2 separate regions of the Homo sapiens genome follow, and region 2 is linked to region 1. A link is an interaction called in ENCODE POLR2A ChIA-PET data of the cell type or tissue named here. Cell type or tissue: HepG2. All regions are shown on one strand. Links, peaks and the distances in the headings refer to the core of each region. The heading gives the core; the rest is flanking DNA. Region 1 overlaps KNSTRN (kinetochore localized astrin (SPAG5) binding protein). Region 2 holds the start of BMF (Bcl2 modifying factor).

Evidence for each region. Peaks named below come from ENCODE experiments on the same cell type or tissue, not always from the same donor. Only the 100,000 strongest peaks of a DNase experiment are listed, where the experiment ranks them.
Region 2: POLR2A ChIA-PET joins it to region 1 with 8 read pairs; 2 of 35 experiments call an interaction of 5 or more read pairs at or near these places.

What each region holds. Positions count from the first base shown.
Region 1 is chr15:40,387,477-40,403,516 of GRCh38, reverse strand. It overlaps KNSTRN (kinetochore localized astrin (SPAG5) binding protein), which reads right to left. Exons shown (of 9, transcript NM_033286.4): 5 at 13,906-14,011; 6 at 13,588-13,681; 7 at 11,963-12,024; 8 at 11,494-11,568; 9 at 9,229-10,048. The coding sequence ends at 9,920. Among named protein-coding and RNA genes, the nearest start is that of IVD, 10 kb to the left of the region's middle. RefSeq lists an enhancer at 4,948-5,017. In HepG2, for the core only: no CTCF peak of the experiment used is centred there; no DNase peak of the experiment used is centred there.
Region 2 is chr15:40,107,424-40,116,727 of GRCh38, reverse strand. It overlaps BMF (Bcl2 modifying factor), which reads left to right and starts at 7,849. Exons shown (of 5, transcript NM_001003940.2): 1 at 7,849-7,955; 2 at 8,342-8,469. RefSeq lists enhancers at 1-416, 742-801, 8,551-9,246 and a silencer at 7,792-8,041. In HepG2, for the core only: a CTCF peak has its summit at 7,588; a DNase peak (open chromatin) is centred at 7,657; H3K4me3 peaks cover 1,582 bases.

The DNA.
Region 1 (16,040 bases), core at 1,510-4,009:
GGTTTCACCGTGTTAGCCAGGATGATCTTGATCTCCTGACCTCGTGATCCGCCCACTTTGGCCTCCCAAAGTGCTGGGATTACAGGCGTGAGCCACCGCGCCCGGCCGCTTTTTTTTTTTTTTAAATCAGGTTGAAATTAAATTTTTTTTTTTTTTTTTTTGAGACAGGATCTCTGTCACCTAGGCTGGAGCACAGTGGCACAATCATGGCTTACTGCCATGACTGGACTCAAGCAATCCTCTGGCCTCAGCCTGCCAAGTAGATGGGACTACAGGCACATGCCACCGGCCTAATATATACATCTATACACATATACATACATATATATATATATGTATGTATATTGTAGAGATGAGGGTCTCACTATGTTACCCAGGCTGGTCTCAAATTCCTGGCCTCAAGCAATCCTCCTGCCTTGGCCTCCCAAACTGCTTGGATTACAGGCATGAGCCACTGTACCAGCCCACCTTTATTAGTTTCTTAAATATTCCACAGTTTTATGTAAATACAAGCAATTATGAATATATATTCTTCTTACACTTAACAATGTATCTTGGAGATCTTGGCATATCACTATGTTAAGAGCGTCCTCTTTTTTCTTTTTTTAAAGACTATTCCATTGTATAGATACAACTTAGTTTTTCTTCTTATGAATGAGGTGGAGGATTTTTTCATACCGAAAGCCCTTATTTTTCTGTGGACTGTCAGATCATGTCCTTTGCCTATTTATGTGTTGCACTGTTGGCACTTTTCTTAACTCAAACCTACAATAAATGTGTAGGTTCACTGGAAAAGAATCAGGTCTGAGAGGAAAGACTTTGAGCTTGTTTTGGGCACAATTATGTTTGAAGCGCTTTTGAGTCATCTTAAGAGGTAATGTGGGCCAGGCATGGTGGCTCACGCCTGTAATTCCAACATTCTGGGAGGCTGAGGCAGTAGGATCACTTGAGGTGAGGAGTTCGAGACCAGCCTGAGCAACACAATAAGACCAGTCTCTACAAAAAATTTTAAAAATTAGCCAGCGGTGGTGGGTTGTGCTTGTAGTCTCAGCTTCTTGAGAGACTGAGACAGGAGGATGGTTTGAACCCAGGAGTTTGAGGTCACAGTGTGTAATGATCAGGCCACTGTACTCCAGTCTAGGCAACGGAACAAAACCCTGTCTCTAAAAAAATTAAAAACAAAAAATAAAAAGATTAACAAAATTAAGCTGGGTGCTGTGGTACATACCTGTAATCCCAGCTACTCAGGTGGCCGATGCAGGAGGATTGCTTGAGCCCAGGGGTTGGAGTCTAGTCTGGGCAACATAGAAAGACCCTATCTCCTAAAATAAAAAGAAGATTTTAAAAATTGATAAACCGCTAGCAAGACTTATCAAGAAAAAAAGAGAAATTGCAAATGTCTGATATCAAGAATTAAAAAGGGGACAGCTCTCAAATCCTACAGATATGAAAAAGATAAGGATATTTTGAGCAATTTATGCTAATACATTTGATAATGTAGATGAAATAGACAAATCAAACTGACACAAACTGACATAACAGAAAATCTGAATAGTCCTATATCTACTAAATAAATTGAAATCCACAATGAAAAACTTTCCATGAAGAAAACTCCAAGCGTAAATGACTTCACTAATGAATTCTTCCAAATACTTAAGTAAGAAATATGGGTATAGGCCGGGCGCGGTGGCTCACGCCTGTAATCCCAGCACTTTGGGAGGCCGAGGCGGGCGGATTACGAGGTCAGGAGTTCAAGACCAGCCTGGCCAACATAGTGAAACCCCATCTCTACTAAAAATACAAAAAATTAGCCGGGCATGGTGGCGGGAGACTATAGTCCCAGCTACACGGGAGGCTGAGGCAGTAGAATCGCTTGAACCCGGGAGGCAGAGGTTGCAGTGAGTGGAGATCACGCCACATCACTCCAGCCTGGGCGACAGAGCAAGACTCCGTCTCAAACCAAAAAAAAAAAAAAAGAAAAAGAAAAAAAAATATGGGTATAAACCTAAGAGAGAATAAACAAGAAATAATACCCGGTGGCTCAGCCTGTAATCCCATCACTTTGGGAGGCCGAGGTGGGCGGATCACAAGGTCAGGAGATCAAGACCATCCTGTGAATGGTGAAACCCCGTCTCTACTAAAAATACAAAAAAAAAAAAAAAAAAAAAAAGTAGCCGGGCGTGGTGGCGGGCGCCTGTGGTCCCAGCTACTGGGAGGCTGAGGCGGGAGAATGCCGTGAACCCGGGAGGCAGAGCTTGCAGTGAGCCGAGATTGCGCCACTGCACTCCAGCCTGGGCAACAGAGCGAGACTCCGTCTCGGAAAAAAAAAAAAAAAAAAAAAAAGGAAATAATACCAAACTTATTATTTCAACTCATTTTATGAGGCCAATATAATCCTGATACCAAAAATCTTACAAGAAACATTACAAAAGAAGGCCGGGCACGGTGGCTCATGCCTGTAATCCCAGCACTTTGGGAGGCCAAGCTGGGCGGATCACGAGGTCAGGAGATCGAGACCATCCTGGCTAACACGACGAAACCCCGTCTCTACTAAAAATACAAAAAATTAGTCGGGCGTGGTGGCGGGCACCTGTAGTCCCAGCTACTTGGGAAGCTGAGGCAGGAGAATGGCGTGAACCCGGGAGGCGGAGCTTGCAGTGAGCCGAGATTGCACCACTGCACTCCAGCCTGGGCGACAGAGCAAGACTCCGATTTCATATGATACAAAAGATTAGAGGTAGATAATAAACCTTAATATGAAAGGTGAACAATAAAGCTTTGAGCAACAAAGTAAGGTAAAAATCGAACAAATGAAAGTATAAAGTAAAAACATAAAATACTGCATGTTCTCTCCTATAAATGGGAGTTGAGTACATTGAGTACACACAGACACAAAGAAGGCAACAGCAGACACTGGGGCCTACTTGAGGGTGGAGGGTGGGTGGAGGGTGAGGATCAGAAAACTACCTATCGGGTTCCATGCTCGTCACCTGGGTGACAGGCAGTTTACCTATGTAACGAACCTGCACATGCACCCCTGAACATAAAAGTTGAAAAAACAAAGTAAAAACTTGTTCATACAGGCCAGGTGTGGTATATAATTACATCCATAATTCCAGCACTTTGGAAGGCCAAGGTGGGCAGATCACCTAAGGTCAGGAGTTTGAGACCAGCCTGGTCAACTTGATGAGACCTCATTTTTGCAAACATACAAAAATTAGCCAGGCAAGGTAGTGTGCACCTGTAGTCCCAGCTACTCAGGAGGCTGAGGCAGGAGAATCGTTTGAAACTGGGAGGCGAAGTGGCAGTGAACCAAGATCGCAACACTGTACTCCAGCCTGGGCCACAGAGCAAGACTGTCTTAAAAAAAAAAAAAAAAAAAAAAAAAAAGAACAGAAAAAAACAAACATGTTTATATTGTTATAAATAAATGGGAGGGAGAAGGCAGAAATCCTCCTTACAGAAGAATTCCAAACAATATAGACAGGTAGATAGTTCTTACTCCCCTTGAGAGTGGCTGGAATTAGTGATGACTTCTAAAGAGAGTATGGAAGGAGTATAACAGTAACTTTACAGTGGAGAAACCCGGCTAACACTGCCTTAACCAAGTGATCAAAGTTAATATCACTAGCAACAAGTCAAGTTGATGTTATATACCTGTAATATCGTGTGCAAAGCTGGTTCCTTCTGGTGGGTTCTTGGTGTCGCTGACTTTAAAAATGAAGCTGTGGACCTTCGTGGTATTACAGCTCTTAAAGGTGGCATGGAACCAAAGAGTGAGCAGCAGCAAGATTTATTCTGAAGAGCAAAGGAACAGCTTCCACAACCTGGATGGGGAGCCGAGCTGCTAGACACCGCTGGCTGGGGTTGGGGGGTGGTGGCGGGGCTGGGGGGCAGCTTTTATTCCCTTATTTGTCCCCGCCCAGATCCTGCTGATTGGTCCATTTTACAGAGCACTGATTGGCCCATTTTACAAGGTGCTGATTGGCGCATTTTACAAACCTCTAGCTAGCTACAGAGCACTGATTGGTGCATTTTAAAATCCTCTTGTAAGACAGAAAAGTTCTCCAAGTCCCCACCCGACCCAGAAGTCCAGCTGGCTTCACCTCTCAATATGATGCGTTGAGTACACTTTACATATGTGGTATTCTTCCCTAAAACACATAACCACAGTCTAATCATCAAAAAAAAAAAAAAAAAAAAGAAAGAAAAATCAGACAAATCCAAATTGAGGGATATTCTACAAAATATCTGACCGCTACTCCTTGAAACTGTCAAGGTCATGAAAAACAGAAACAGATTGAGAAACTGTCATTGACCAGGGGAGACTAAGGAGACATAATAACTAATGACAAAATACAATATGGCATCCTGAACGAGATCCTAAAACAGAAAAACTACATTAGTAGACAGACCAATGAAATCCAAATAAAGCCCAGGGTTTAGTTAATAATGATCTACTGATGCTGGTTTCTTAGTTTTGACAAATGTGCCATGGTATTGTGAGATGTTAACATTAGGGGAAGCTGGGGAAGGGGTATATGGGAATTCTCTGGACTATCTTTGCAACTTTTCCATAAATCTAAAATTATCCCCAAATATATAAATTATTACTATCTTTTGAGACACGGTGTCACTCTGTAGCCTAGGCTGGAGTGCAGTTGAGATAGATCAGGTAGGTTGGTCACAGCCTCACTTAAAGGGGAAGAAGATACTTGCCAAACAGACAGATGGAGAGCACAGCTCAACGCTGCACAAACCGCATCAGGAACTCGTGGTCAGAACATCCTGCTGCAAGGAGGAAAAAGAGTAAAAGGGGAAAAAACCTCGAGCTTGCACAGGGACAGAAACCCTTGGTCAGTGTCTTTAGGTTGACCTATACTCATTTAACAGTAAAAACACACCCCAGGATGGAGAATTACAATGCTAATGAGACATGCAATGTATATACTGGCATGTATAGCAATAGTGTGTGCTCATCCAGAAGACCTTCCACAACATGCTTAACAGCAACACTCATTCCCACCCTTTAATGAATAATTATATAAGCTTCTCATAAAGGTAATTTCCCCAGTGTAGGATGGGGCTGTCTCATTCTCAAGTAGCCCTCTCTGGCCCAGCTATCAAGAGTGTACTTTCACTTTGCAATAAACTACTTTGCCTACTTTTACTTTGGATTTGCTCTCAAATTCTTTTGCTCACCAAAGTCAAGAACCTGAACCGGCCCACCAACAACACAGTGGAGCTTTCACAGCTCACTGCAGCCTCGTTCTCCCTGGTTCAAGCAATCCCCTCACCTAAGCCTCCAGAGTAGCTGGGACTACAGGTGTGCACCATCGCGTCTGGCTATTTAAAAAAATTTTTGGTAGAGAAGAGGTCTTGCTATGCTGCCCAGGCTGGTCTTGAACTCCTGAACTCAAGTACTCCTCCCGCCCCAGTCTTCCAAAGTGCTGGGATTACAAGCATGAGCCACTGTGTCTGGCCAAAATATATATTTCAAAAAAGACTGACTAAACCTCCAGCTCTCATACATTGTTGTGGTGGTATAAACAGGTACATTTATTTTGGAAAACTGAGTTGCTTACCCTCCGACTCAGCAGTTCTATTCTTGGGTATCTATCCAAGAGAAACCAGTGCACTTTTATTAATAGCCTAAACATAGAAACAAATGTCCACTAGCCAGAGAATACTGATACATTCAACGATACAAATTATAGAGACATGTTGAGCTAAAGAAACCAAACACAAGAGTACATTCTCGGCTGGGTGCAGTGGCTCAAACCTGTAATCCTGGCACTCTGGGAGGCCAGGAGTTCAAGATCAGCCTGGGCAACATAGTGAGAGCCCCCAGCTCTACCAAAAATTTAAAAATTAGCGAGGGGTGGTAGCATTCATCTGTAGTACTAGCTATTCAGTTGGCTGAGCCCAGAAATTCGAGGTTACAGTGAGCTATTATTGTGTATTATTGTGCCTCTGAACTCCGGCCTGGGCAACAGAGCAAGATGCTGTCTTTTTTTTTTTTTTTTTTTTTTTTTTGAGTCAGGAGTATCACCATGTTGCCCAGGCTGGTCAAGAACTTCTGGCCTAAAGCTATACTCTGGCCTTGGTCCGTCTCTTAAAAAAAAAAAAAGGGGAGCTGGGCTTGGTGGCTCAAGCCTGTAATCCCAGCACCTTGGGAGGCCGAGGCAGGCGGATCGTATGAGCTGAGGTGTTGGAGAACAGCTTGGGCAACATGGCAAGACCTCATCTCTACAAAAAATACAAAAATTAGCTGGGTGTGGTTGTGTGTGCCTGTAGTCCCAGTTACTTGGGGGGCTGAGGCAGGAGGATCACTTGAGCCCAGGAGGTCCAGGCTGCAGTGAGCCAAGATGGCACCACTGCACTCCAGCCTGGATGACAGAAACCCTCTCTCTCTCTCAAAAAAAGTATATACTATGAGTCCATTTATATGAAATTCTTGAAAGGACAATACTAATGGATGTGATTTTGTAGAGTAGTGCTCACTTCCACAGCAGCAACAGTAACTTATGAACCTGTACACTTAAGGTTAGTGCACTTTAAGCCTCAAATTAAAAAAAAAAAACAAACTGGTTAAAGTTTGCCATTTCAACTATTTTATTTATTTATTTATTTATTTATTTATTTATTTATTTAGAGATGGAGTCTTGCTCTTGTCACCCAGGCTGGAGTGCAGTGGCACGATCTTGGCTCACTGCAACCTCCGCCTCCCGGGTTCAAGCGATTCTCCTGCCTCAGCCACCCAAGTAGCTGCGACTATAGGCACCCGCCACCACAACCGGCTAATTTTTGTATTTTTAGTAGAGACAGGGTTTCACCATGTTGGCCAGGCCGCTCAAACTCCTGACCTCAGGTAATCCACCCACCTTGGCCTCCCAAAGTGCTGGGATTACAGGTGTGAGCCACCGCACCCGGCCTCAACCATTTTAAAGTGTACAATTCAGTGGCATTAGGTATATGCACAATGTTATGCAACCACCACCACTTTCCATTTCCAGAATGTCATCATCCCAAAGAGAAACTCCCCTCCCCTCCTGCTCAGTCCCTGGTAATCTATATTCTACTTTGGATGGATTTGCCTACTGTAGCTACATCACATTAGTGTTTCTGTGTACTTTGAAGCCAGATTGGCAGAGAAAGAAAAATGGTAAGGAAATAGCTTCTTGAGATATTTGGCTGTGAATATAGTATATGTGGTAGCTGGAGGGGATAAGGGTGGGGTTTTGGCTTTATGTTTTAAGATGGTTGCAATTTGAACTTAAGAGTCAAAGTTGAGAGTTCCCAAGTCAGAAGGAAGTTGAATAACTGAGGCCTGCAAAGGCATGGTAAGATCAGCGACTGTGTTTTGGGGTGGGGAGAAGGGGGCACTGGAATAGAAGTTTGGGGTGAATTTATGAAGGGAATCTTTTGCCAGGATAAGTTTTAAACTTTAATAATATCACCACCAGGATTTGAGTACCTTTGCCAGGCACTGGGTTAGGTACTGGACATAATTCTCTTTTATAACCACCCAGCAAGACAGGTATTATTGGTATGAACTTATTCATACTTTTTTCTTTTTTGAGACAGAGTCTTGTTCTGTCACCCAGGCTGGAGTGCAATGGTGCCATCTCGGCTCACCGCAACCTCCGCCTTCTGGGTTCAAGAGATTCTCCTGCCTCAGCCTCCCGAGTAGCTGGGACTACAAGTGTGTGCCACCACACCCAGCTAATTTTTGTATTTTTAGTAGAGACAGGGTTTCATCATGATGGTCAGGCTGATCTCTAACTCCTGACATCGTGATCCACCCACTTCAGCCTCCCGAAGTGTCAGGATTACAGGCATGAGCCACTGCACCCAGCCTGTTCATACCAGTTTTATTGGTATGAACTCAGTTTGAGAGAATTTGCCAAAGACCAGTTTTTAGTGGATAGGCTCAAAATATTTGAAACATAACCAACTTTGTGAATGTCTGTATGAGAAGGCAAACAATTTTGGCCCTTTAAGCTCAGGTTGGAGTGTTACTGGCTTCACTGAGTGTCTCTGGGCAGCCTTAAAGATGCTGAAGGGTGGGGGTGGGAGGGTTTGGAGAAGAAATTAGGAGGTGCAGAAAGAACAGGAGATGGCCAAAGTCAGCCTAGTTTGGTTAAGAAAAAAATTTGGCCATGCCTTTGGTAAACCGGGGGGAGGCCTGTCATGGACTTCAGGCCATGTACTAAAGGATCTATTGGACCAGGCCTAGGATTGGCTGTGCAAAGCAAACAGCAGGCAGATAATCATGCTTAAGAGTGCAGGGAGGGCTGGGCGTGGTGGCTCACGCCTGTAATCCCAGCATTTTGGGAGGCTGAGGTGGGTGGCTTACTTGAGGTCAGGGGTTAGAGGCCAGCCTGGCCAACTGGGCAAAACCCCACCCGACTCTACTAAAAATACAAAAATGGCAGGGTGTGGTGGCTCATGCCTGGCCTCAGCACTTTGGGAGGCTGAGGCGGGCGGATCACTTAAGGTCAGGAGTTGGCCAACATGGTGAAACCACGCCTCTACTAAAAATACAAAAATTAGCTGGGTGTGGTGGTGGGGGGTGGGGTGCCTGTAATCCCAGCTACTCAGGAGAATTGCTTGAACCCAGACAGCGGAGGTTGTGGTGAGCAGAGATCGCACCACTGTGCTGGGCGATAGAGTAAGCAAGACTCTGTCTCAAAAAAAAAAAAAAAAAAAAAGGCCGGGTGCAGTGGCTCACACCTGTAACCCCAGCACTTTGGGAGGTCGAGGCGGGCGGATCATGAGGTCAGTAGATCGAGACCATCCTGGCTAACATGGTGAAACCCTGTCTCTACTAAAAATACTAAAAATTAGCAAGGCGTGGTGACATGCCCCTGTAGTCCCAGCTACTTGGGAGGCTGAGGCAGGAGAACTGCTTAAACCTGGGAGGTGGAGGTTGCAGTGAGCCGAGATCACGCCACTGCACTCCAGCCTAGGCAACAGAGTGAGACTGTGTCTCAGAAAAAAAAAAAAAAAAAGAGTGCAGGGAAAACATGGGCAGCAAGTGGCCACAGACCTGGTGAAACCACTGCTACAAATGGGCAACACCCTCAGGAGACTAGCCAATGCTCTTGGGAGACAGAGGGACTAGCCACAGGACTCTTAAAGAGTAGCAGAAAAATATTCTAGATTAAGTCAGAATATCTTGGACTTGTTAACTAAATTAGTTCAATAATGATCAACTGACATATCTAGGTTAAAAGGCTATTTTCATTCCTCAATGTTACAGTCAGAATATTTACAGAAGTATTTATTTTAAAAGTAGACTTAAAAAAGAAAAGTAATTTAGATTAAAAGATCCAAGGTGTATTGTTTCATGTAGGTGTTACTGCTACCTATACTTTCACCCCATTTATTAAGCCCAAAACACTTCAAGCAACTTCAGGTTCATAAATTAATAAGGAGGTACAGAAGCCCAACCAGGATGGGAAAGAATGTGTTTCAGGTTAGAAGGGGACAGCATGGCTCCTCAATGATGTCTTGTATGGAACATTTGTGCTCCACTGTAATGAAGATTTTCTTCCTGAAAATCTGAATGTGACATTTTAGATCCTCTGGTTGTTGGTTTAGTCTCCCGATTGTAATGGTGTGCTGAAGTCAGGTGGTTGACTAGAAGGTCAATCCAAGCTCCTAGGCTCCCCTCTCTTGTAGGCCTCAATTATCCACCTGTGAGGCTCAGGAGGGCTGACCAACCTGAAGGTTGGGAAAACTTGCTTAAATGAGGAATTGCCATTTCAGCATAAACTGTCCTTAAGTCTACTGTAGAAATTGTTTTCATTCTGGAGATGGTGAGTCCCAGAAGATCATGGCCAAGATGATGTCCTAAGTAGCTTCCTCTGAGATTTTATGCCCAAGAGGGAGCCATCTGGCCACTTGCTTCTTCTTACATTTCTAATAGCTGCTCCATTTCCTTAAGGGCTGTTGTTAAATCATTTACTTGATTGTTACATAAGGTTTGCTGTTCTAGGAATCGGACTCTTTCCTCTTTCATCTCCAGCTTTACCTTTAAGGCCTGCATGGAAAGACATTCCAAAAGAAAACAACACATACACAAAACTCTTGACTAACAGGAAACACAATTCCCACATCAGAACATTATGCTCCTATTCCACTAAGGAAGACCACTGGAGTATCAACAGACTGTATCTTCTATTTTAGATTTTATTTCTATGCACTGGTTTTAGGAATTGTCCCTCTAGTAGTAGAGAGGGACTAGACTCCTGTATCTAAACTGGAACGATGAAATCCTCTACATTTGGTGCAATATCCCATGATTCATCCAAGCAATCTGAAACAGTCCAGACCAAAGAATCTGTGCTTACTACAGGTCTTCTCCTTGAGTTATCAAGTTTCCATAGAATGGATTACATATAGTTCTCAATTCCCAACTCTGAGCAACCTACTGTGTTACACATTGCCTCATGCCTTGGTGATGTGAACATTTGCAAGAAGCCTCGGTAACAGAAAAAAAAAAATTAGTGGAAAAAACTGCTAAAATCCAAATGAAGACTTGGAATATAGTTAATAGTAATGTACTGATGTTGGTCTGTTTTTTAAAAAATTTTTTTCCTGCCGGGTGCAGTGGCTCACACCTGCAATCTCAGCACTTTGGGAAGCCTAGGCGGGCAGATCACCTGAGGTCAGGAGTTCGAAACCAGCCTGGCCAACACAGTGAAACCCTGTCTCTACTAAAAATATAAAAATTAGCCGGTCATGGTCGCAAATGCCTGTAATCCCAGCTACTTGGGAGACTGAGGCAAGAAAATCGCTTGAACCCGGGAGGCGGAGGTTGCAGTGAGCCGAGATCACGCCATTGCACTCCAGCCTGGGGGACAACAGTGAGACTTTATCTCCTTGCCCTCCTGGGCCCAAGTGGTCTTCTTGCCTCAGCCTCCTGAGCAGCTGGGACTACAGGTATGTACCACCACGCCTGGCTATTTTCTAAATTTTATTTTGTAGAGATGGGGTCTTGTTATGTTTCCCAGGCTGGTCTCAAACTCCTGGCTTCAAGTAATCCTTCCACCTCAGCCTCCCAAAGTGCTGGGATTATAGGCGTGAGCCACCATGCCTGGCTGATTTCTTAGTTTTGACAAATGTACCAGGATAATGTAAGATGTTACTATTGGGGGTGGAGGAGGAAGTGCATCAAGAAGAATAGCTAATGGATGCTGGGCTCAATACCTAGGTGATGGGATGATCTGTGCAGCTAACCACCATGGCACACGTTTACCTGTGTAACAAGCCTACACACCCTGTACGTGTACCCCTGAACTTAAAAGTTGGAAAAAAAAAAACACGTTACTATCAGGGTAAATTTTCTGTATTATCTTTGTAACTTTCCTATAAATCTAAAATTATTTAGAAAGTTTATTAAAAATAAATAGAAAAACAGAAAAGACCCCACTATAAATCTACCTATCATGGTAGGAAATGGTCAGGGTGATGTCTGCCTCTCACCTGTAACTCCTCCATCTGCTTTTTGGCTGTTTCGTTAAAAAGCTTCAGCTCCTCTTGCAAAGTTTCTAACAGCAACTAAGAGGAAAGCACAATGTAGTAAACAAATCTTCATATAAAACCAGACTTGCATTAGATGATGGCTAACATCCTTTCCACACAGTTCTCAACAAAGGAGTCAGGAGAGAAATTTGATAAAGTATAGAACAGAAGAACGAGAAAGCTCTCTCTACAGGTTTACCTATTATGTGTTTTAAATTTTCAATTCAGACTCACTTATATTTGTAAGCACAAAGCTACCTTTCAAGTAAAATATGCTATTTTGAGTACACATCCCATTTCTCTTTTCTAGCATCACAGATAATCAAAGGCTGTTTCTTGGAGTTTATGGAATATATAGCAGAGACCTTCTTAGATTTACAGAGCCCCACAGTCACTCAGCCCTTGCGCCCTTTCACACCCATGCCCTCACCATAGAGTCCATGTGATCAGTAGTGGATTCTTGTCGTGATGCCAGGGTCTCACTGCCTAAAGCTGATGGATACAACAAAGTCAATCTCACTTAGGGAACTACACACCCTAAACAAAAGAAAATAAAAACCCTCCGTGGACAAGTACAGAAATATTCATGAGGGGAATTTCTCTTAAGTGTCTCATCCTGGACTTTCTCCTAAGTTTTCACCTTGGCAGGGTCACCCATATCTGCCCTGCAAAACTGTATTTTATCTCCTTTCAATCTAGGTTTTGATATGGCCAAAAATTCGGTATACTTTCTCCTTAGGTCAGTGGACAATTTGTCCAAAGGAAATGTATAGGTTGGATTTTTTTTGGTTTTGTTCACAATTCACAAAGCTATTTTTAAGAGCCTTTCAGGCCTTAAAAAATTATTACTTTCGGTAATATCACATGCATGTAATAAACTAAAATCATACAAAATATTTATGGTGTCGGATGTGGTGGTGCACACCTGTAGTCCCAGCTATTTGGGAGGATTGCTTGAGCCCAGGAGTTGGAGGCCAGCCTGGGCAACATAGCGAGATCCCATCTCAAAAAAATAAACAATTTTAAATTTAAAAACATATATATTTATGGTGACTATAAAGAATATCCTAGGCTGGGCATGGTAACTCATGTCTGTAAACCCAGCACTCTGGGAGGCCGAGACAGGCAGATCACTTGAGGTCAGGAGTTTGAGACCAGCCTGACCAACATGGCAAAACCCCATCTCTACTAAAAATACAAAAATTAGCTGGGTGTGGTGGTACACGCCTGTAATCCCAGCTACTCAGGAGGCTGAGGCAGGAGAATCACTTGAACCCAGGAGGAGGAGGTTTCAGTGAGCCGAAATCACACCTCTGCACTTCAGCTTGGGCAATGGAATGAGACTTCATCTCAAAAAAAAAAAAAGAATATCCTCAACTGTAACCTAAAGATTAACCAGTAACATTCAAAGTCAGTATTCCTTAATACAAAAAGGCCTGGGCCCCTTTCCTGGGCATTCTCTGGCTCTTTGACTCAGTCTGAGGCCCTCTTACAGTCTTTGGGCAATTCCTTCTTCTGCTCTCTTTGCTACAGATACTGCTTTCTGGGGGACAGGGTCAGAATAGTAGTCATATTTTAGTCACTGTAATTCTGATGATTAACCAGGTTTAAGAATGCTTGAAATAGTATTTTCTTTCTCTTCCCATTTGGGATTACTAGTATGCTTGAAAGGAAGAGCATGTTCAAACAAAATGTTCCTTTCAAGCACACTAGTAACTTTCCCAAATAGGAAGAGACAGAAAATGTTCTCCCTTGAAAGGAACAAAGTGTTTCTCATCTATTTGCAAGGTCATACCTGTTGGCACTAAATGAATGGCATAAAGTGTTCAGGTAAGAAAGAGATAACCCTCTCTCTATAATCATCTGAAATCCTATTGGCCAGGCAAAAATCAACATCACATGAAAACAAACAGAAGCTTTCCAAAATCTTTAGGGCTTTATGAAAGTAACCCCTGCACATACTGGGCCAGCTGATGCCATGCTGCCAAGATCAACCCCGGAAGGGGCACATGCACCAATTCCTTCAAAGGAGGCTAGCTGTGTGCTGTCTCTTACCTGGATCAAGGCCCTTGCTCTCCAAAATTGCCAAACAGTTGTCCCGAAACTTCTCCAGCAGCTCTACCTTCTGGGTCAGGTCCTTCAGCTCTCCCTATTGGAGCACAGCACAGACAGATCAGGAATTGTCCAACTCCCTAGGGGTGGTTGCCCTTTCTTGCCCTTGCTCTTGGACAGCCATAGCAAAAGCCTGGCTTTTTTTTTCTGCCCTTGGGCATCTGTGCATTAACAAGCTTGCTCATCCAAGGGGCCACCCATCAGGATTCCATGTGGATCGCCCAGTGGCAGCTGGTAACAGAGCTCTGGTGGGTCTCTTACCTGAGTTTCAGTCAACTTCTGGTGCAACTGCTTGTTGACGGCTTCTAACAGCTGGTTCTTGTCCTTGAGCTCTTCCTCTGATTTTTGCTTACTCAGTGGTTTGTAGCTGTAATAATAGTTGTACTTACATGAAAAGATAAAAGGGTTAACAGTATGGCCCACACCAGGTGCGGTAGCTCATGCCTGTAATCCCAGCACTTTGGGAGGCTGAGGCAGGCAGATCACCTGAGGTCGGGAAATCAAGACCAGCCTGACCAAGATAAGAGAAACCCTGTCTCTACTAAAATTACAAAAGATTAGTCAGGCGTGGTGGCGCATGCCTGTAATCCCAGGTATTTGGGAGGCTGAGGCAGGATAATCGCTTGAACCCAGGAGGCGGAGGTTGTGGTGAGCTGAGATTGCGCCATTGCACTCCAGCCTGGGTGGCAACAAGAGCAAAACTCCGTCTAAAAAAAAAAGAAAGAAAAATACGGCCTACAGAGTTACACAAACACGTCCCATTCTATCCTGGCTATTACACAGTGGTATATGACCTTCAGTGAGTTGCATAACCTCCCTGAGGCCTTGTTTCCTCATTTTTGAAATCAGGACAATACCCACATCTCATAGTATTATTATTATGAGTAATAAGAGAGAAAACACGTGTGCATTTCTTAGCCCAGTAGCTGGGCTATTATCTAATGTTAGTTTATCATCTAATAAACTCTAATATCACCAATTGTTGGGAGCAGGCCCCCCAAATCTGGCCATAAACTGGCCCCAAAACTGGCCATAAACAAAATCTCTGCAGCACTGTAACATGTTCATAAAGGCCCTAATGCCCATGCTGGAAGGTTGTGGGTTTACGGGAATGAGGGCTAGGAACACCTGGCCTGCCAAGGGCGGAAAACCACTTAAAGGCATTTTTTTTTTTTTTTGAGATGGAGTCTCGCTCCGTCGCCCAGGCTGGAGTGCAGTGGCGTGGTCTCGGCTCACTGCAAGCTCCACCTCCTGGGTTCACACCATTCTCCTGCCCCAGCCTCCCGAGTAGCTGGGACTACAGGCACCCGCCACCATGCCTGGCTAATTTTTTGTATTTTTAGTAGAGACGGTGAAACACCATAGTTAACCAGGATGGTCTCCTGACCTTGAGATCCACCCGCCTCGGCCTCCCAAAATCCTGGGATTACAGGCGTGAGCCACTGCGCCGGCCCTTAAAGGCATTCTTAAGCCACAAACAATAGCATGAGCAATCTGTGTCTTAAGAGCGTGTTCCTGCTGCAGTTAACTAGCCCAACCTATTCCTTTAATTCAGCCCATCCATTTCCCATAAGGGATACTTTTAGTTAATTTACTATCTATAGAAACAATGCTAATGACTGGTTTGCTGTTAATAAATACGTGGGCAAATCTCTGTTCGGGGCTCTCAGCTCTGAAGGCTGTGAGACCCCTGATTTCCCACTTCACACCTCTATATTTCTGTGTGTGTGTCTTTAATTCCTCTAGCGCCGCTGGGTTAGGGTCTCCCCGACCAAGCTGGTCTCAGCAACCAATATTAGAGTTTTTTCTTAAAGTTCTCAGTCTTTTTTGCTAGTATTTTGTCTTCAAAACTTTTTTATTTTTGTAAGTCAGAGTCTTGCTCTGTCACCCAGGCTGGAATGCAATGACGTGATCTTGGCTCACTGCAATCTCTGCCTCCCGGGATGAAGTGATCCTCCTGCCTCAGCCTCCTGAGTAGCTGGGATTACAGACATGCGCCACCATGCCTGGCTAATTTTTGTATTTTTAGTAGAGATGGGGTCCCATCATGTTTCCCAGGCTAGACTCGAACTCCTGACCTCAGGTGATCCACCCACCTTGGCCTCCCAAAGTGTTGCGATTACAGGTGTGAGCTGGTGTGCCCTGCTGTCTTCAAAACTTTTAAGATATGCCCAAATAATAGATCTGGAACTAAAACCTATTTGTACAGACTTTTCAGCTTATTATTTCTATTTCTGATAGTGCAAAACTTCCAAACTAGCCTCAAAGATGAGACATGAATCCTTCTCCAGGTTTTCACCACCACCACCACCAGAATCTTCATCTCGAGATCACTAACTACATACACCCAGCCCTTCCTCTCCTGAAGGCTTTACCCTCCTGTTGATGGGCCATAG
Region 2 (9,304 bases), core at 6,163-8,662, 290 kb after region 1:
CACGCCTGTAATCCCAGCACTTTGGGAGGCAGAAGGGGCGGATCACCTGAGGTCAGGAGTTCGAGACCAGCCTGGGTAATATGGCGAAACTCCGTCTCTGCTAAAAATGCAAAAATTAGCCAGGCATGGTGGCTCACACTTGTAATCCCAGCTACTGGGGAGGCTGAGGCGGGAGGATCACTTGAACCCAGGAGGCCGAGGTTGCAGTGAGCCAAGACTGTGCCACCACTGCACTCCAGCCTGGGTAACAAAGTGAGACCCTGTTTCAAGAAAAAAAATAATAATAGAGGGAGGAAAGCAAAGCCCAGTGTAGCATGTCTGCCAGTCGGATGGGCTGAGACCCCCACATCAGAGACATCCTGGCTGTGTTGGCAGGCTCTTGAGGGCCTTCTTCTCGCTGGCCCACGTCATTGAAAGGTAGCGATAAGGTTATGGTACCTGCCTGGGACTCCCCTCCCTTGCTTGTCTCCTGCATCCGAGAGGACTTTTCTCTGAGCCCACAGGATCTCCGAATGGTCCTTAGCTGAGAAGCCCCCTTTAGCCGGACCCCCCTCACCCACCCGGCAGTGATGAGAAAATGGACCTGTACAAATCTCATCTAAGTAGCAGACTGCAGTCCCATGTCCAGTCATCACATTAGCCTAAAGCTACAGGGCCAGGGCAGGGGCTGGAAGACAGGGCAGCCTGTTGAATGTAGTCAAGGATAGAAGTAGGAACCGAAAATGTGCCTTAGAGCTGATGCTGGGCCGCTGGACCGCTTCCTGCGGGTGATGCAATCGCTTCTGCCACAGGTGGTGGTGGCAGTGGGAGTGTTTGCAACTGAGAGAGCTGGAATGTACCTCGCTAGGCTGCCTCAGGCTTGGCCTTCCTGTTCAGGGGGCAGCCGGGGTCAGTGTGTTATTGATGGGGGAAGGGGAGTGAATCCTGTCTGTGGGGAGGGACTGAGTGTGCCTAAAGGCAGTAGAGGTATGGGATGTTAGCACTGGCTTTCATGCCAGGGTGGCTTCAGACTGTGCTTCTGTTGCTGTGGGCCCATACTCGGAGAAGTAAACTTAGTTTTCTTAAGTGTAAAACACGGCTGATGGTAATAGGTCTATCTTGAGGTTGTTAAAGCCTGAATGAGACACTGTTTGACACAACATGTCTGGCACATAGTAAATGCTCAGCAGGTGGGAGTTGTTTTCATTACAGCCCAGGGACCTGGGCAGGATTGCGCTAAGAGGTGGGTGTCAGCCCCAAATTCTCTTTTTTTTTTTTTTTTTTTTTGAGATGGAGTTTTGCTCTTGTTGCCCAGGCTGGAGTGCAATGGCATGATCTCAGCTCACCGCAACCGCCGCCTCCCAGGTTCAAGCGATTCTCCTGCCGCAGCCACCCGAGTTGCTGGGATTATAGGCATGTGCCACCACGCCCAGCTAATTTTGTATTTTTAGTAGAAGATGGGGTTTCTCCATCTCCAGTCAGGCTGGTCTCGAACTCCCGACCTCAGGTAATCCATCCACCTCGGCCTCCCAAAGTGCTGGGATTATAGGCGTGAGCCACCATGCCCGGCCCGTCAGCCCTAAATTCTAATCCCTGCTAAGCCAGACTATTTACCCGAGTTATGCCACCTCTGAATCCATAAGGGCATATAAATGCATGTTGGAAAAGATCACCTGTGGTAGCAGAGCTGGGAGCTGAATCCAGATCTCCTGACATCTAGCCTAGAGCTCTTTCTGTTTTTTTGTTTGTTTGTTTTTGTTTTTTGTTTTTTAAGAGACAGGGTCTCACTCTGTCACTCACCCTGGAGTGCAGTGGTGCAATCGTATCCCCCAACTCCTAGGCTCAAGTGATTCTCCTGTCTCAGCCTCCCAAGTAGCTAGAACCATAGGCGTGCACCACCATGTCTAGCTAATTTTTAAATGTTTTGTAGAGAAAGGGTCTCACTATGTTGCCTAGGCTGGTCTTAAGTGATTCCCCTGGCATCAAATAATCTTCCTGGCTTGGCTTCCCAAAGTGCTGGGATAAATAGACATGAGCTACTGCACCTGGCCACACTAGCCCAGAGCTCTGTCTACTCCACCTGATAACAGGTGGGCTTTGAGAGCAGGGAAATGGGGCTTCAGACATTTCCAGATGCTTCTATGCGAGGAAAGGCAAGACCATTTGGGAGAAGGCTGTTTTTCCTTAGCTTGTTTAGTTCCAGCTCTTCTTGCTATACCCTCCTCTAATCCTCAGTGTCTCTTTGAGCATGTGTATAGGTGTGTATATGCAAGTTCATGTTTGAGAAAAAAGGGTTCTGATGTGTTCAATGATCCCCAAGGGGATTGTGTCTGTACCTCCAGCTGCTGGCGTGGAGCCTAACATATGGCAAGTGCTCAGTAAATGTCTGATAAACTCACACCTGAGGGATTGAACCCCTGTCTCATGAAGCCCCTTCCAGAGAGAGACCCTGTTCCCCTCCAGGACAGTGGGGACTAAGGAGTTGGCTGAAAAACAGCTGATCTAACTCACTTCTCAGCCCAGATCATCTTGAACACCAAGTTCAAAACCTGGGACACTTGAAGCCGGGAAGGGACTGGTCCCCAGCTCTTCTGGGTGGCAGGTTTCCTTGATAGCAATAAATCTGGCCTCAGCTAGAAATTTCTGAGATTTCCCTGCCAATCCCAAAAAGAAGTGTGTACTGTTGTAGTGATGTACATTTGACCAGGAAAAAGGCTGACATCCTGGGAGAAGTAGAGTTAAAGAAAGTGTATTTCTGTTGGATTTCTTCATTCCTTGGCAGGATAAAGCTAACTTCTTTTCCACGGGCTGCACACTGGGTTGAGGAGAGGGGAGCTGAGGATACTGCCCTGAGGGCCTGGCTCATAGTTTTTCCAGTAAATTTGTCTCCAAAGACTTAGTGAGTGACTCATGTGCCAAGCCTGGAGCAGAGCAGTCGGAGGGTATCAAGGAGTAGATGGCATCACCCTTGTCTTCTTGGAGGATCATCTCGCTGGTGAGAAGAAACTCAGTCAGATAAGCTGGGTGCAGTGGCTTGCACCTGTAATCCCAGCTACTCAAGAGGCTGAGGTGGGAGGATCGCTTGAGGTCAGGAGTTTGAAATTAGCCTGGGCAACACAGGCGGACCCCCATCTCTATTAAATAATTTTTTAAAAAGAAAAAAAAAAGAAACTAAGATAAGACCAGGCATCCTAAATGGCAAAGCCAATGTAGACAGGACATTTATCGGGAATCCCCCACTGTAGCTTTCTTCCCACTTCCTAATACAGAACTACTTGTACTTTTTAAACGTGTGAATATACATTCATTTACTCATTCAACAAATATTTACCGAGTAGTCCCCCCAAATGAAACTGAACATATGCTGTTGTCATACTTCATGGGATCTTGGACTTCACATCTTATCTTCCAAGCTTTCCCAGAGGGTAGCATGCCAGCTTTAGTCCTTAGTTTCTGTATTTCCCTTTACATCCAGGTCTCTGAATTCCCAGATGCTTTCTCTTGAGTAGAGTACCTGCTTTTTCTATTTGAATCCCTCTGAATCAGCAATTGGCAAGAAGTGAGCTCATTGACTAGGCAATCAAATTTCTTAACTTGCCCAGTTAGTAGAAGCCAATCTGTCTGTTCTGGCGCACACACACACACACACGTGCGCGCACCCCCGCCATACGTGTGTGTGCACCCGCACACACGCATACACACACACCCACGCACACGCGTGCACACACGCCCACAAACACCTACCAGCGCACACACACGTGCACACACATGCACGCACACCTACCCACGCACACACACGCGCACACACACGCATACACACATGCACACACATTCGTGCGCACAAACACACACTCTCTACAACTCAGAAGAGAGGAACTATCCTTTGCAGACAGACGGATAACAGATAAAGTCCCTTTGATAGGGCAAGTCCGGCAAGGGAAGGACACCCACGTCTTGCAGATCCCTGGTCTTTCTTACATATATGAGCTCTTCTGGAAGTAGTTAAGGGGGTCAGGCACCATGTGCTCCCCCAGCAAGACCCCAACCTTACCCATAAATCAGTTTCCCATCTAACCCCTCCCTGGGGGTTGAGTTACAAACCTCAGTAACCCCAGGGCAGCCTGCCTGGTAATTCCTATTATTCAGCTGTCAGCTGGTTTTTTAAAAACCGCCCTTTCCAGTGATCCAGTTACTGGAGTTTTAGAGCCATTTCTTGTCTCAGAGAGAAATCCTATAGCCAGGTGAGACAATGGAGAGGGCTCCTGCCCGCTTTCTACAGGAGCTGGGTTTTCTCTCTGGTTGAGAGCAGCCTCCCCTTAACTCTGTATCCCTCCAAGATTGTCAGGGAAGGCCCTCCTCCCTATCAGCCTCCGTGCTGATGCCTTTCTCTGGGGACCCTTCTCCCAGAGCCAGCATCAGTTAGCAGAGGAGAAAACAAATTGAGACAAGGTGCAGGAAGAGAATGAGAGAAAGGAAATTCTCCAAAATAGAGGTTGCTGTGACTGCACTGTGTATTTGCTCCGAGCCCAGTCAAAAGCTCAGGGTTCATCTGTTCCCAGGGTGCTGCTATTGGTCAGGGGGCTCAGAGCCCAGATCTGCAGCACAGCAGGTCCTGATACTGCTGAGTCCATGCAGTGCTGAAAGGGGGAAAAGGGCATAGAGGGAGGAGTCTGCTTTGACAGTGATGAGAGGTGGGGGTGAGGCTCCTGACCTCCCTGACCCCTTTATCCCTGACAGTCCTTCTCTGGTCCCTCTAGCTCAGAAGGCTGGGCCCCTTGCTGCTTGACCTTAGAGACTGAGAGCGCAGGAGGCAAAGCCACAGGTGTCTTTCAGAACCAGCCTGAGGGAGCAGGCTGTGAAGACCTGGGAGAGAGGTCTTAAAATAAATATCAATAGTGATGTGACCCTCCCCATATCTTGCAAACTGCCAGACCCCCTGAGATACTCCCTCCTGTTCCTCAGCCCAGTTCTGTCACAATGACGATTTTCTGAAACCTTTATAGGGCCACAGACCACTTTATGAAACTGTTGTAAGCTATGGATCCACCCCACTCACAAAAATGTTTGTGTGTACCCACAAACACAGTTTAGCCAGTTTCAGGGGTTCATAAACCCTAAAGCTCAGGACTCTGATGAGCCTGATGAGTACATAGATCCCATATCAATATCCCATTCTTGGCTGGGTGCGGTGGCTCATGCCTATAATCACAGCACTTTAGGAGGCCGAGGTGGGAGGAGTGCTCGAGGCCAGGAGTTCAAGACCAGCCTGGGCAACATAGTGAGACCCTGTCTGTACAAAAATAAAAAATTTAAAAAGTAGCTGGCTGTGGTGGTGCACACCTGCAGTCCCAGCTACTTGGGAGGCCGAGGTGGGAGGATCACTTGAGCCTGGGAGATTGAGGCTGCAATAAGCTGTGTTTGCACCACTGCACTGCAGCCTGGGAAACAGAGCAAGACCTTGTCTCAAAACAAACAAAAAGAACCCATTCTCTCAGCTTCTTTGCCTTGTGGACCCAATTTTACCATGCAGGGCTGTGATGAAGCACACAGAGCTTTAGCATCTCAGGTGGGTCAGGAGAGCTACGATGGCCCCAGCCCTCAGGGCCTGTGCTGTCCCAGAGGGCAGATTCAGAGCTGCTGTGGCCTTGAGTTTCACTCTTGAACCGAAGGAATGCTCAGGGGCACCACTGGCCAGCCTGAGACACTGGTCTGATAGGAAAGCAAATGAGAAGAGAAGGATGGAAGGAAGGAGCGGAAGGGAGTCGGTGCATTGGAAATCACGGAGGGCTGCCGGTGCCCTTCACAGAGGCTAGGTTTGGTTTCTGTATCTCCCTACATGTAGCAGGAGTGCAAGGTCACTCTGACCAGCTCAGACATGCACTTTTGGCCAAGCCTCTGGGTAAAATAATATACCTCCTTTTGGCTTAGTGCCTTTTGCTGGAAATCTATCAATTTCGGGGGACTGTGCTACTGGCTAACCTTGACTCCCCACTCTTTCCCTTTTCCCTCTTTGTCCTTTGGAGACAGTATTTTTCTATTCTAGCAACCACAGCCCTCAATATGGCTGGTTCATTCTGTTTCAGGTGACTTCTGAGGGAGCAAAGGAAAGAATGATGGGAAAAAGGTACAAGGAGACTTCAGGCTCTATTGGGCTGAAGGTCCCAGCTCCACTGAACTTAAATCTAAGTTTACAACCCAGAGAGCAGCTCGGTGGTCAGAGCACTGCTGAGCCCTACTGCCCCTGGTGGGTCAGGGTTGTTGCAGGACTGGCTCCCTCTCACTGCTCTCTGGACTCATCATTTTATCTTTCCTAAAACTCAGGCTTGGTCAAGTCACTCATCTCCAATAAAATCTTTGCTGCCTCCCCTTTATAAAATACAGATTCTTCAGTCTGGCATTCCAGGGACACCTCTGTAGTCTGACCTGAACCCACCTGCCCATGCCTACCGTTCGTAAATCTCAGTGTGCACCCAATGATCCAGTCACCAAGCCTCCCTCTGCTCCCTGCACAGGTAAGCTCTCCAGCTCAGCACTTCAGTCTGCTACCCTTAGGCCTGGGCTATTCTTTTTTATTTTATTTTATTTTTATTTTTTTGAGACGGAGTCTCATTGTCGCCCAGGCTGGAGTGCGGTGGCGCTATCTCCGCCCACTGCAACCTTCACCTCCTAGGTTCAAGCAATTCTCCTACCTCAGCCTCCCAAGTAGCTGGGATTACAGGCATGCGCCACCACGCCCGCCTGATTTTTGTATTTTTAGTAGAGACAGGGTTTCCCGTGTTGGCCAGGCTGGTCTCCAACCACTGAGCTCAAGTGAACCACCCGCCTCGGCCTCCCAAAGTGTTGGGATTACAGGCGTGAGACATGTGCATCTGGTTTTCCTTATTGAAAAATATTTCCCATTCAATTTAAAAGCTGTCTCCCTGAGGCCTTCTCCAGCCTTTGTATTCTGAATTTTTCTGCATTCCTCAATAGTCATTATCCTTGGAATGAATACAATTCCAATAACTTTTCACTATTTTCAGGGCTACCTCTCCTAGTAGACTGTAAGCTCCTTGAGGGCAGACGCCAGGTTTCTGGCACTCAGCCCAATATCTGGCACAGAGTAGGTGCTCGGTAAATGCCTGTGAAGTAGCCCATAGACTCCCTTACGCGGTCTGCAGGACATGCTGCTCTCCTGGCAGCACCAGCACAGTCTCTAAATGCTGCCATATGCGAGATATGTGTCAACCGCTCAAGCAGCCCCGGCCTTCTTGAGCGCTCCGCTTCTCAGCCAGGTGCTTATTTTGCCAGTGCCCACGCCCAGTCAAGAAGAGGACCTAAGGGCTCCCCTGGATGTGTTTGTTTCAAACACACCTTCAGCTTTGGAGCTGCAGTTTTCTTCCGACCTGCTCGGCAGGCGGGAGGGAGCTTTCCCCTGAGGCTGGGATCCCATAGGGACCCGCACCCTGCACCCTGCACCCACTGGACGCACCAGCCTCATAAAAAAACTCCCCGCCTCCTTCCCCCCTCCCTTTGTGGACGCGCAGCAATTATTCTGCCCATTGCCGTGAAAAAGAAGACAAAAGTTACTTTGGCGCCCCCTCTCCCACACCTAATACAGAGGATTCAGGGACTCTCTGGCGCTTCCAGAGCCTGTGTTAGGGACAGAATCCGCACTGGCGACGGCGCTCCGACTGCGCTTCTGGCGACGGTCGGAATTTTGCTCGGCCCCTTGCAATGTTTCCATGGGAAGGTTCGTACATTCGTGACCGTCCCTGGCAGCGGCCCAGCCCGGGACTTGGCGCTTCACTCGCCATTGGTCAGTCCTCGGCGTGACGCGCAGGGGGGCGGGGCCTCATCAGCTGTTTGCGGGATGCCCCGAGCAGGCGTATTTTGGAAACAATACCGCACCGTGCGGAGTGGCCTCCTCCCGCCCCGGCCTGTGCCCGCCGCCGCCGCCGCCCCTGCCTGCGCCTCCCGCCTCCTGCCGCAGCCCGGTGAGCGCCCGGGTGGCCGCCGGGGGCCGGGCGGAGTTGGATCGCAGCTCCTTGGGGAAGTGGGGAGCGGAGTCGCGCTGCGCACGGGGGCCCGGGAAGGGTTTGGGCTGCGGACGTCTGGGGTGACCATGAAGAACTGGGGCGCTGGGGTGAGGGAACGGGGTGCAGAACCCACAGTTGGGTGCGCTGCTCCAAGAGGGAACTTGGGGGTAGCATTTGGGACTCGAAGGAGTTGGGTCCAGGTAGGCAGGGGAACCTGGGGTGCACTGCTGAGCAGACCTGGGCGCCCGAGAACGGCCCAGCCTCTGGGTCTGACTTTGGGATAGGACAGGAGCTGTGGGGCATCCTGCCTCTCTGCGGAGTCTGAAGGCTCCTCTCCTTAACAGCTGGGCTTTTTCCCTCCTTCCCAATCGAGTCTGGGCGTCCAGCCCCCGAGTGCTCGTCACGCTGGACCCTGGCGCGGAGCCCTGGCATCACGACTCGGAGGCCGAGACTCTCTCCTGGAGTCACCCAGGTCTGGGGTGTGTGTGTGTGTGTGTGTGTGTGTGTGTGTTCCTAGTCACTGTCGAGGATCTGGGTGTCTGACTACTGCCTTCTCCTAAGAGGAGGAGGAGTCTAAGTTCAGCATCCCTCTTCCAGCCCTTAGGGGTTGGGATGGCTGCAGCGGGGCTTGAGTTCCTTTGCTAGGAATAAAGCATTCCCTGGCCCTGTTCTCAGGAAGTGCCCTCCTCCTCCCACCGCTCTGGACATCACCTCTTAAGCTCAGGAGAAAAATTTCACCCTCTCTTAGTTTACCCTTGACCTTGGCCAGCACCCCTCCAGAGGCGCCCACCTACAGGCAAGCCACCTACAGTTTGTGGAGCGTGAGAGGGGTCCCTGGGGCTTGCAGAGCCACACCTTCTGGCTGCACCTCCCCCACTGTCCAGTCCAGGCAAAGGTTGAACTTTGGGGCTTTGCTGGGAGGGGGAGGGGAAGGTGATAGGCTTCAAAGGAAAAACCAAGACAATGACTCGTGCTGGTGATTGGCTTTGAGGGCCCCTTCTTAGGTCAAGATTGCTAGCCTGAGAAGAGGAGGTTGGAGAGCTGGAGGGGAGCCCCTGCCAGGTGACTGGCGGGACAGCACTTGGTCCTTTCATCAGGAAATTTTGTTTCCTGTTGTTAATAAGCTGGAGTGCACCACCTCACCCCCCTCCCCATACACACACACACACACACACACACACACACACACACACACACTTGGGAAACACGGTCCAAAGAACACCACGTGGCTGCTTGCCATCCTAGCAGGCATCTCCTCATTCTCCAGGGAAGAGGGCACAGACAGGACCATAGACAGCTCAGGGACA